3 separate regions of the Homo sapiens genome follow, and all the other regions are linked to region 2. A link is a contact called in ENCODE Hi-C or POLR2A ChIA-PET data. All regions are on one chromosome and are shown on one strand. The core of a region is the stretch at or near the end of the contact, and the rest is flanking DNA. Distances in the headings are between cores, read along the strand shown. Region 1 overlaps C1orf21 (chromosome 1 open reading frame 21). Region 2 overlaps TSEN15 (tRNA splicing endonuclease subunit 15). Region 3 has its middle 22 kb from the start of C1orf21-DT.

The links. A loop is a pair of places that touch in the nucleus more often than their neighbours do. ChIA-PET counts read pairs that join two places held with the same protein, here RNA polymerase II (POLR2A). Pooled maps may share reads with other maps.
Region 1: POLR2A ChIA-PET joins it to region 2 with 10 read pairs in AG04450. The contact joins two enhancer-like sites. A Hi-C loop is called at or near these places in 1 of 168 maps with a recorded cell type or tissue (endothelial cell of umbilical vein) and 9 of 50 pooled maps. POLR2A ChIA-PET finds 5 or more read pairs at or near these places in 3 of 52 experiments (AG04450, CD8-positive, alpha-beta memory T cell and H1).
Region 3: a map of heart right ventricle shows a loop between it and region 2 (2.9-fold over the local background). The contact joins two enhancer-like sites. A Hi-C loop is called at or near these places in 4 of 168 maps with a recorded cell type or tissue (A673, heart left ventricle, heart right ventricle and 1 more) and 2 of 50 pooled maps. POLR2A ChIA-PET finds 5 or more read pairs at or near these places in 1 of 52 experiments (MCF 10A).

What each region holds. Positions count from the first base shown.
Region 1 is chr1:184,502,756-184,505,772 of GRCh38, reverse strand. All of the region lies in intron 2 of C1orf21 (chromosome 1 open reading frame 21), which reads right to left. Among named protein-coding and RNA genes, the nearest start is that of C1orf21, 120 kb to the right of the region's middle. Within about 2 kb of position 1,575, at least 2 of the 41 ENCODE cell types and tissues checked have a DNase peak (open chromatin) inside an H3K27ac peak, as active enhancers do.
Region 2 is chr1:184,073,879-184,077,005 of GRCh38, reverse strand. It overlaps TSEN15 (tRNA splicing endonuclease subunit 15), which reads right to left. Exons shown (of 5, transcript NM_052965.4): 5 at 2,794-3,127. Among named protein-coding and RNA genes, the nearest start is that of TSEN15, 24 kb to the right of the region's middle. Within about 2 kb of position 1,370, at least 5 of the 41 ENCODE cell types and tissues checked have a DNase peak (open chromatin) inside an H3K27ac peak, as active enhancers do.
Region 3 is chr1:184,362,723-184,365,826 of GRCh38, reverse strand. No RefSeq gene overlaps it. Among named protein-coding and RNA genes, the nearest start is that of C1orf21-DT, 22 kb to the left of the region's middle. RefSeq lists enhancers at 1,362-1,862, 1,863-2,363. Within about 2 kb of position 1,331, at least 4 of the 41 ENCODE cell types and tissues checked have a DNase peak (open chromatin) inside an H3K27ac peak, as active enhancers do.

The sequences.
Region 1 (3,017 bases), core at 326-2,825, 430 kb before region 2:
TTTGTTTTTTCAGACAGAGTTTCATTCTACTGCCCAGGCTGGAGTGTGATGGTGTGATCTCGGCTCACTGCAACCTCCGCCTCCCGGGTTCAAGCAATTCTCCTGCCTCAGCCTCCTAACTAGCTGGGATTACAGGCGCCTGCTACCATGCCTGGCTAATTTTTTGTATTTTTAGTAGAGACGGGTTTTACCATGTTGGCCAGGGTGGTCTCGAACTCCTGACCTCAGGTGATCCATCTGCCTCGGCCTCCCAAAGTACTGAGATTACAGGCGTGAGCCATCATGCCTGGCCTACTATTAATAAACTTTAACTGAACTAAATTGTGAACTTAATTGCTAATGGTGAGTTTCTAATTATTTAAATACACAGAACACTGATATAAATATATATAGGTGAATATATACATGTCTATATATATATGGCATGTGTGTATATATATATATATATATATATATATATATATATTTCTTTATGTATCACAAGTGGATTCTATGATTTTGTCTGTAGGATGGGGAAGAGGGTAACATTTTTGGACCTAAGCAGAACCTTCTGAAAGACCCAGATGGCCCCTTGCCCACTGTGTAGTGAAGGTTTCTCCTAGGGAGGAGATGCCCTTGCACTTGCCCACTGTCCTCTCCCGTCTGCCAAGCCACAGACTAGTGCAGACATACTCTGAACAGCCCAGTGACATTCAGTCTTCATTTTCTTATCCCTCCAGGGAACACAACTAAATTGAAGGTAGTGGACAAACTATTACTACTTTTCCAATATGTTTTTCCAATGAAATGGAAAAGCTACTGGCTACATGACTTTCAAAGCAGCATTATTCTAAACACAGGCCATTTTTTAAATCAAGACAGAATCCCCACCAATTTAGACAGAAGATAGGCTTTAACATGTCATTAACAACCCTGGCTGGCTAGCCAACGTGGTGTTAAGAGGAACACAATAAGATTGGATACAAAGGAAGAGAAAACAAACAGCCACGACTACAAAGCCAGACCTATCATTATTACTTACACAACACACCGCACAAAATCCATCACGGTATAAAACAAAAAAAGCTGGGCAAGATCCTTCAATAGGCCACAATTTGTACAAAGCAAATATTTAAAAATGGTCTGTCACATTCTCAAAGGCTGGTGCCGGGAAGGAAGATATCCATCTGGAAACAGACATCTCATCAGCAAATGCACCACACATTCCCAAGGCAAGGCAGCCATCAGGAACGTCCTACCTCACCAACCAGCCTCTGAGCGAATGAATGAAGCATTTTGGGTTACGACAGTAAAACAATCACTACCAAAATCCAGTTTTCCTTTTGTTGAAGACATGGGGGATTAATTTGAGACTTTAGGTTCCCTTTATCAGAGCCCACACTGGAAGAAATGGAGACAGCCACCGTTACAGCCAGAGGGTCCTGGCGCAGAAAAACGTGCCAACTCGAGGAAGAGAAGGGAGACACAGGACCTGTCTTCCTTCGGCTCCCCCCAGCTTCCTTGCACCTGTTCCCAATTTTTCTTTTCTTCCTGTTGATCTTGTCAGGTGGCTTATTAAAATGCACGTCGGGAACAGTAGGCTGACTCCTGTTCTCTGCATGTAAACAGTTGCAGGCTGTGCTAGTCAAAATAGATCTGGGGTAAAAGCAACGCCTGGGTGATATTTTTAGCATTTTATTCCTCAGATTACATCCAAGTGGGGCTGGGATTGTTCAGTGGCATTGATCAAAAGAAGACTACGTGAGAAGGTGTCAGAGTAGATTCAAATTTTCATCATTTTAGAAAACTGTAAGATCCCTTCTGATCTCAAACAGTAGTGGGTACAGTCTGTTTCTGCCGTTTTTCCTGCTTCTCCCTTGAACATGTACATCTATGAAAATTTTTAACTTTTTAATAATCCTGACATGCCAAACTCATTCCAGCAACCATTTCTCTAGTTGATTCATTTAAAAGTCAGTTCTATTAAATACAAAGGTAACCTCGTGGCAGATCTTCTATCTGCAAAGCTTGGAAGGAATGGGGTCTGACCCACGAGTTCTAGTTTTGTAGCTAGCAATAGGTCAGAACCTAACATCTTTATTGGGTTGAACACAAGTTTGTTGGAGAGGAATTAAAGAGCAGAGAAGAGTGAAGGCGTCAATCACTTCAGCATAGCTAACTATGGTTTACTTCTACACTGTCCTCATCTGGAAGGTGTACACTCAGTACAGTCTGAGTACCTATGTGCTGGGCTCTGTACTAAGCGATGCAGGGATGTAGAGGAGAGGGGACGGAGGACAGCAGAGAGCGCCCAAGGAAAACCAGCTGTCTTGAGGGGAAGACTAATGCTCTGAGAACCCATCTTCTACTTGACTGACCACAGATAACTAGGGCTGACTCTAAATTTGGAGTAAACTTACACACAAAGACTCAGCTAAAGAACCTCATATACCACTATCAATTCCCTGAGTCAGGAAGTCCCTGAACGATAACTACTGTCCTCACTAGTAGAAAGTGATTTAGTCAGTTCCAATGTAATAGTCATTATTAAGCAACTTTTAGGGTAGTTATAAACTTCCTAACAAGAAGCTTTGGTACACTTAGTATAAAATATTCTCAGTTCCTTCCAGAGTTTGCTTCAAATTAACCTAATAGAGGCAAACATTTCAAAATAAGATTGCTTGATACATCTTTTTTTTTTTTTTTTTTTTTTTTTGAGACAGTTTCTTACCCTGTCACCCAGGCTGGAGTGCAATGGCATGATCACGGCTCACTGCAACCTCCATCTCCCAGGCTCAAGTGATCCTCCCACCTCAGCATCCTGAGTAGCTGGGACCACAGGTGCACACCATCATGCCTGCCTAATTTTTGTATTTTTTGTAGAGGCAGGGTTTCACCATGTTGGCCAGGCTGGTCTTAAACTCCTGGACCCAAGCAATCCTCCCACCTCAGACTCCCAAAGTGTTGGAATTACAGGTGTAAGCCATCATGCATGGCCACGTTAAGTTCTAATAATCTAAAAATATGATTTGTTAAAA
Region 2 (3,127 bases), core at 121-2,620:
GATTTTTTGATAATTTACTGCAGCTTCTACATCAGGATTTGCTGCATCACTTTGCACTTTTAAGTTATGAAGACAGCTTCTTTCCTTAAACCTCATGAACCAAGCTCTGCTAGCTTCAAACTTTTCTTCTGCAGTTTTGTCACCTCTCTCAGCCTTCATAGAATTGAAAAGAGAGTTAGGGCCTTGCTCTGGATTAGGTTTTGGCTTAAGGGAATGTTGTAGCTGGTTTGATCTTCTCTGCAGACCACTCAAACTTTCTCCATATCAACAATAAGGCTGTTTCACTTTCTTATTCATGTGTTCACTGGAGTAGCACTTTTCATTTCTTTCCATAACTTTTCATTTGCATTCACAACTTGACTGTTTGGCACAAGAGGCCTAGTTTTTGGCCCATCTCATCTTTTGACATGTTTTTCTCACTAAGTGTAATCGTTTCTAGCTTTTGATTTAAAGTGACAGATGTACTACACTACCTTTTACTTGAACACATAGAGGCCATTGTAGGGTTATTAATTGGCCTAATTTCAATATTGCTGTTTCTCAGGGAATAGGGAGGCCAGAAGTAAGGGAGAGAAATGGCAGAAATCCTGGTTGGTAGGGCAGTCAGAACACACATAACATTTATCAACTGAGTTTGCTGTCTTATATGGGCACAATTTGTGGCACACCAAAACAATTACAATAGTAACATCAAATATCCCTGAAAAACAGATCACCATATCAGATATAATAATAAAAAAAGTTTAAAATATCGCAAGAATTACCAAAATATGACAGAAAGACATGAAATGATCATGTTGGAAAAATGGCATCGACAATCTTGCTTGAGGCAGGGTTGCCACAAACCTTCAATTTGTAAAAAACACAATATCCCCAAAACAGAATAAAGAGAATTGCAATACAACAAGGAATACCTGCTTATATTAAAGCAGCAATGTATATCTTTTACCACCAGCACTTAGCCAGAATAGTGAGTGTTCCAGAGCTGGGGTTTATTGCTATGTGATGTGATCCTGAAATTCATTTCAGGATAAATTAGGCTTTTAGAATGAAAAACTAAAATGCATACTTTCATATGGCTAAGAAAAAAAAAAATATATATATATATATATAAAACCCACCCCATCTACCCCTACCCTAAACAGGCTTTTATTTCTAAATATAGATCTACATTTTAAGCAAAGCATGAATCAAGTCACATATTTAATGTCAGTATAATTTTAGAGGCATGCCAGAAAGAAAAAGGGGATGTGAGTACGTAAAACTTATTTATATTTTTATTTATGCTATTTCCTACAGATTGAAAATAAATTTTCAAGAGTACCACTTCTCCAGCTAATCTACTCTTAGTAGAGTCTGAAAATGCTGTGGTTATCTAGCAGTGCCCTCTGGTGTCCAAATGAATTGTTTTAGTTTGCCTTGAGGGAAAAAATAAGCCATTATATAATCAGACACGGCTATAATCAGCATTCATTCATTTGCCAAGTATTTACTGAGGGTTTACTATATGTGAGTTACTGTGCAAAGAGGCAAGATACAGAGATGTATTAAAAAATACATTTCTTGTTCTGTTCTTAAGGAGCCCAGTCTAACAGGGAGACAAATGTAAACTCACTTACAAAATTACTTAAATCACTTTATCTAGTTTTTCATTAAAATGAGACATACACAGCTGGGTGGCCTCCCTTTCCAAAAAGTTCTGGGCCATTATTCATGTTAGGATGTGTCTGGCTGGCTTTGGACAGAACAACTTTGGTGAAGTACACAGGGAACATTCTGAAATAGAGTAAACATCCCAAGACATACAGCAGGATTCAATCCTAGTTTAAAGAGTTGGGAAAGCGCCTTTCACAGCCAACCCCAAAAGACACTTCTGGTTTTGTAGTTATATAGGAGCCCACTGGTCAACAGATCCGACACACAAATCTGACATTATCCTTACACTTCTTTCTGAAAATGCTATTTTTCTAGAATTATAATGAAAGACCTCAAAATGAATCAAACGAGAGACTTAAGAAATCAAGAGACCCTAAGAATTTATCATAAACTGTTTGAGGATTCTTAGACCTGCAAATTTTCCACTAGAGTCACCCAAACACATATTGTTCTGAATAGGTCCATCTTCATGTCCTCTGGGGAAGCAGAGGGAGCCTGAAGGAGTTATGGAGACCTCCCACCAAGAATAAAAGTGAAATTCAAATACCATCAAAGGAAGGAGTCAGGAATGACTACAGATGAAGAATGATGCTTTATACTATTTTGTGATGTTCCTAATTTTCATCATTTTTCCATTCTTGTTATTGTTGTTTCCTAATCAGCCATGAAACCCTAGTGTGTAGGCAGGACCTATGACCTGCTTCCAATCAACAGAATACGGCAAAGGTGATGGGATGTATGTGATTACATTATATAAGGATTATAAGGTCCATCTTGCTGAGACTCTCCTTTGCTGGCTTTGAGGAAGCAACCAGTTATATTGAGAAGGCCCACGTGGCAAAGAGCTGAGGGTGGCCTCCTGCCAATGGCATATAAGCATTGAGCACTCTCAAGAAATTGAAGGCTACTAATAACCATGTGGGTGAAAAAGCTGACCCTTCCCCAGTCAAGTCTCAGATGAGACTGGAGCCCTGCCCAACACCTTGACTGTAGCCTCATGGAGGACCCAACTAATCTGTGCCCGGGTCCCTTGCCCACAAAAACTATAAGATAATAAATGTGTGCTGTTTTAAGTTGCTACATTTGTGGTAATATTATTTTGCAATGATAGATAACTAATACAGATTTCAAGACACCTTTTAATTTTAAAACATTTTTATTATAAAATACAAATAAAAACATTGAGAAAAGACAAAGTCATCCATTTTCTGCCTCCTATCCCACTATAACCAGTTAGTAATTTGATTTACTTTGTTATCTTTTTATCATATGCTTGGTCTGTTATTTCAGCCATGATTACACCCACTTATACACTTTTCCGTCTTGCAATTTTTACTTAAGGTAATATTTTCATGTTTTTAATAATATTCATTACTAATTTTTAATAAGTACATTATGTATCATTTGTATATATCTGTTTATTGACTATTTCCTAGACCCAGGGATGACAAACTATGGCACCACATTTGTA
Region 3 (3,104 bases), core at 82-2,581, 290 kb before region 2:
GACTAAGCCTTGTGGTGGAGACAAGCTGCTATGTCAGTATGGGAGAAAACTAGGAAAGGAATGAGCAAAAAAAAAAAAATCTTTCTCCCAACAGAAAAATCCCAGTACTAATGTGTATTTTCTTGGAGTAATCAGATACTATAATATGAGATATAAGGTTCTTCTAGAGTTGGTTATGGGGCTAACAGACGTATTAGTTAAGATGCTTTTGTTTCACTCTGTTGCCCAGGTGGGAGTGCAGGGGTGCGATCACAGCTCAATGTACCCTTCACCTCCCAGACTCAAGTAATCCTCCCACCTCAGCCTCCCAAGTGGATAAGACTATGGGCGCAAACCACCATGCCTTGCTAATTTTTATATTTTTTGCAGAGAGGGGGTTTCACCATGTTGCCCAGGCTGGTCTTGAACTCCTGAGCTCAAGTGATCCACCCACCTCAGCCTCCCCAAATGCTGGGACTACAGGTGTGAGCCACCTTGCCTGGCTAGTTAGGATGCTTTTGACTGTAAGAACAGAAAATCCACCAGAAGTGGCTTAGACAATAAGGGCATTTATTACCTCACATAACAATAAAGTCTTGAAGTCAGGTGATTTTGGGGTTTTAAATTCAGCTCAGAGTTCACTGGGGATCCAGATTCTTCCCATCTGTGATGGCTAATTTTTTGTGTCAACTTGACTGGGTAAGGAATACCCAGGTAGGTGACTAAACATTATTTTTGGGTGTGTTTGTGAGAGTGTTTCTGGAAGAGATGAGCATTTGAATCAGTGCACTAAGTAAAGAAGATCTGCCCTCACCATTGTGGGCAAGTATCATCCAATCCACTGAATGCCCACTGAATAGCAGAGTGAATTCTCTCCCTGTCTGTTTCTTTTTGAGATGGAGCCTCACTCTGTCACCCAGGCTGGAGTGCAGTGGCACAATCTTGGCTTACTACAGCCTCCACCTCCCGGGTTCAAGTGATTCTCCTGCCCTAGCCTCCCAAGTAGCTGGGATTATAGGCATGCACCACCACCTCTGGCTAATTTTTTTTTTTTTTTTTTTTTTTTGGTACAGACGGGATTTCACCATGTTGGCCAGGCTGGTCTTGAACTCTTGACATCAAGTGATCCGCCTACCTTGGCCTCCCAAAGTGCTGGGATTACAGGCATGAGCCACCATGCCCAGCCTCTCCCTGTCTCCTTGATCTGAGACATCCATTTTCTCCCACCCTTGGACATCACAGCTCTTGGTTCTGGGGCCTTCTGACTCTGGGACTTACACTAGCTCCACCTCCCACTGTCCCTCCCTTGACCTTGAGAACACTCCGGGTTCTCAGGCTTTTGGCCTCGGAGTGGGAGTTACATCACCAGGAGTCAATTTCCTGGTTCTCCAGCTTGCCGTTGGCAGATCTTGGAACTTGTAGGCCTCTATAATTGTGTGAGCCAAGTTTCATTATATGTCTCCTCTTACATCTCTCTATATTTCTCTCTATATATGTTTCTCTGGAGAACCTAATAAACCATCTTTCTATTACACCATCCTCATTGTGTTAGCTTTTGGCTCCAGGCATATTCACTCATGGTTTCAAGGTGGCTACAGCAGCCCTGAGCATCATATCCACACAAAAGTATCCAATGGCCTAAGAAGAAACATCTTTATATTTCTTTTGAACAGCAAACAGAACTTTCCAGAAGCTCCTCCCGCAGAGTCCTCTATGCAAACACTAATGAAGCCACCACCTTGCTGAGAAGACTTGCCCTCGATCCCTCCTGCTCACACGATCAATCGTGCCTTACTCACGAAGCCTCAGGGCTGCATGGTGCCAAGCTCGGGCACTCATCTGCCTGCCTGTCCCAGGCCTGTGGGCTGTGTGTCACCTGTGCTAAGGCCCTGGGCTCAGAGAGCTTCCATCCGAGCTGGAAGCAACACTGCAGAGAAGCTAAATAGCCCACCCCAGCCTCTGCCGGGGACCCAGGAGGAAGCAGTAACGGCGAGGTGTGCAGCCACGGGGGCTGGTGAGGTAAGAGCACCCCCATATCCAGGTGAGGACAAAGTCATCCATGGGACATGTAGCTCTAGAATAAGGCTATTTGCACCAGGAGTTTTCAAGCCATTTTGCTTCAGAGCTCGTTTTGCAGCAGCAAACTCCAGGCCAGAGCCCAGACCTCAGCTGTACTGTGTTCTGTGTGCAGGGAAGCCCATGAACTTTGACAGCTATGGAGACATACATGTCCCTGCTGTGATCCTGAAGACCTTCCTGTGAGAGCTGTCCCAACTGCTGCCCATCTTTGAGGCCTGCAGACTTCCCCTTGCAGAAGTCCCCCTGCAGACTTCCTGTCAAAACAAGAAGTATCATTGGCCAGAATTGTGGGTCGCATGCTTATTCCTAAACCAATGACTGGAAAGGAAATGGAATTATCATGATTTGTCCAACCACTGAGATTCAACCCCTGGGGCTGGGGAGAAGGCCAGCCTCCCCTGAAGAATTTGGCTGTTTGATTCCTGAACAAATGGGAATACCTATAACAAGAAAACGGGGCAGTAGTTGATGGTAGAGGGAATGGATGTAAGGTGGGCAACTAGAGGGTCTGCCACAGCAGAGGTACAAGGCAGAAGCACTTCCATGCAAAGAGCAACTCCAGCTACGGGATCCTTCTCTGATGACCACTGGGCTTGACCTTGCTTCACAGATGAGCTTCTCTTACAGGAATGAGTTTTGCTGATCTTTAAGATAGCTTCTGAGGACACTCTGTGCTGTATATTCTGCTTGTTCATATTACACCACCTTGACCTGAAGCCAAATTATGCATAAGAGTTATAAAATGGTTTATGGCTAGGCAGGCAAGCTGATGTCATTTGTCAAATGTGGCACTCTAGAATTATCCTACCAGTATAAAACCATACAAAGGCTTTTCCACAGAATATTTATAGGAAAAATGTGCTTTTGCAACAAGAATGAATCACCCTACAACTTACTCCATTTGGAATAATGAAATAAGGAACCAGCCTGTTGGGCAATGGTGAGGGGAGTAAGAAAATGGTAACCAGTGAAGATGTCTTTCAGGTTTAACCTCAGTGAACAAATTTGGGTGGTGCTTCTTGAGTTGGTCCTTCCTTGTAAAACGG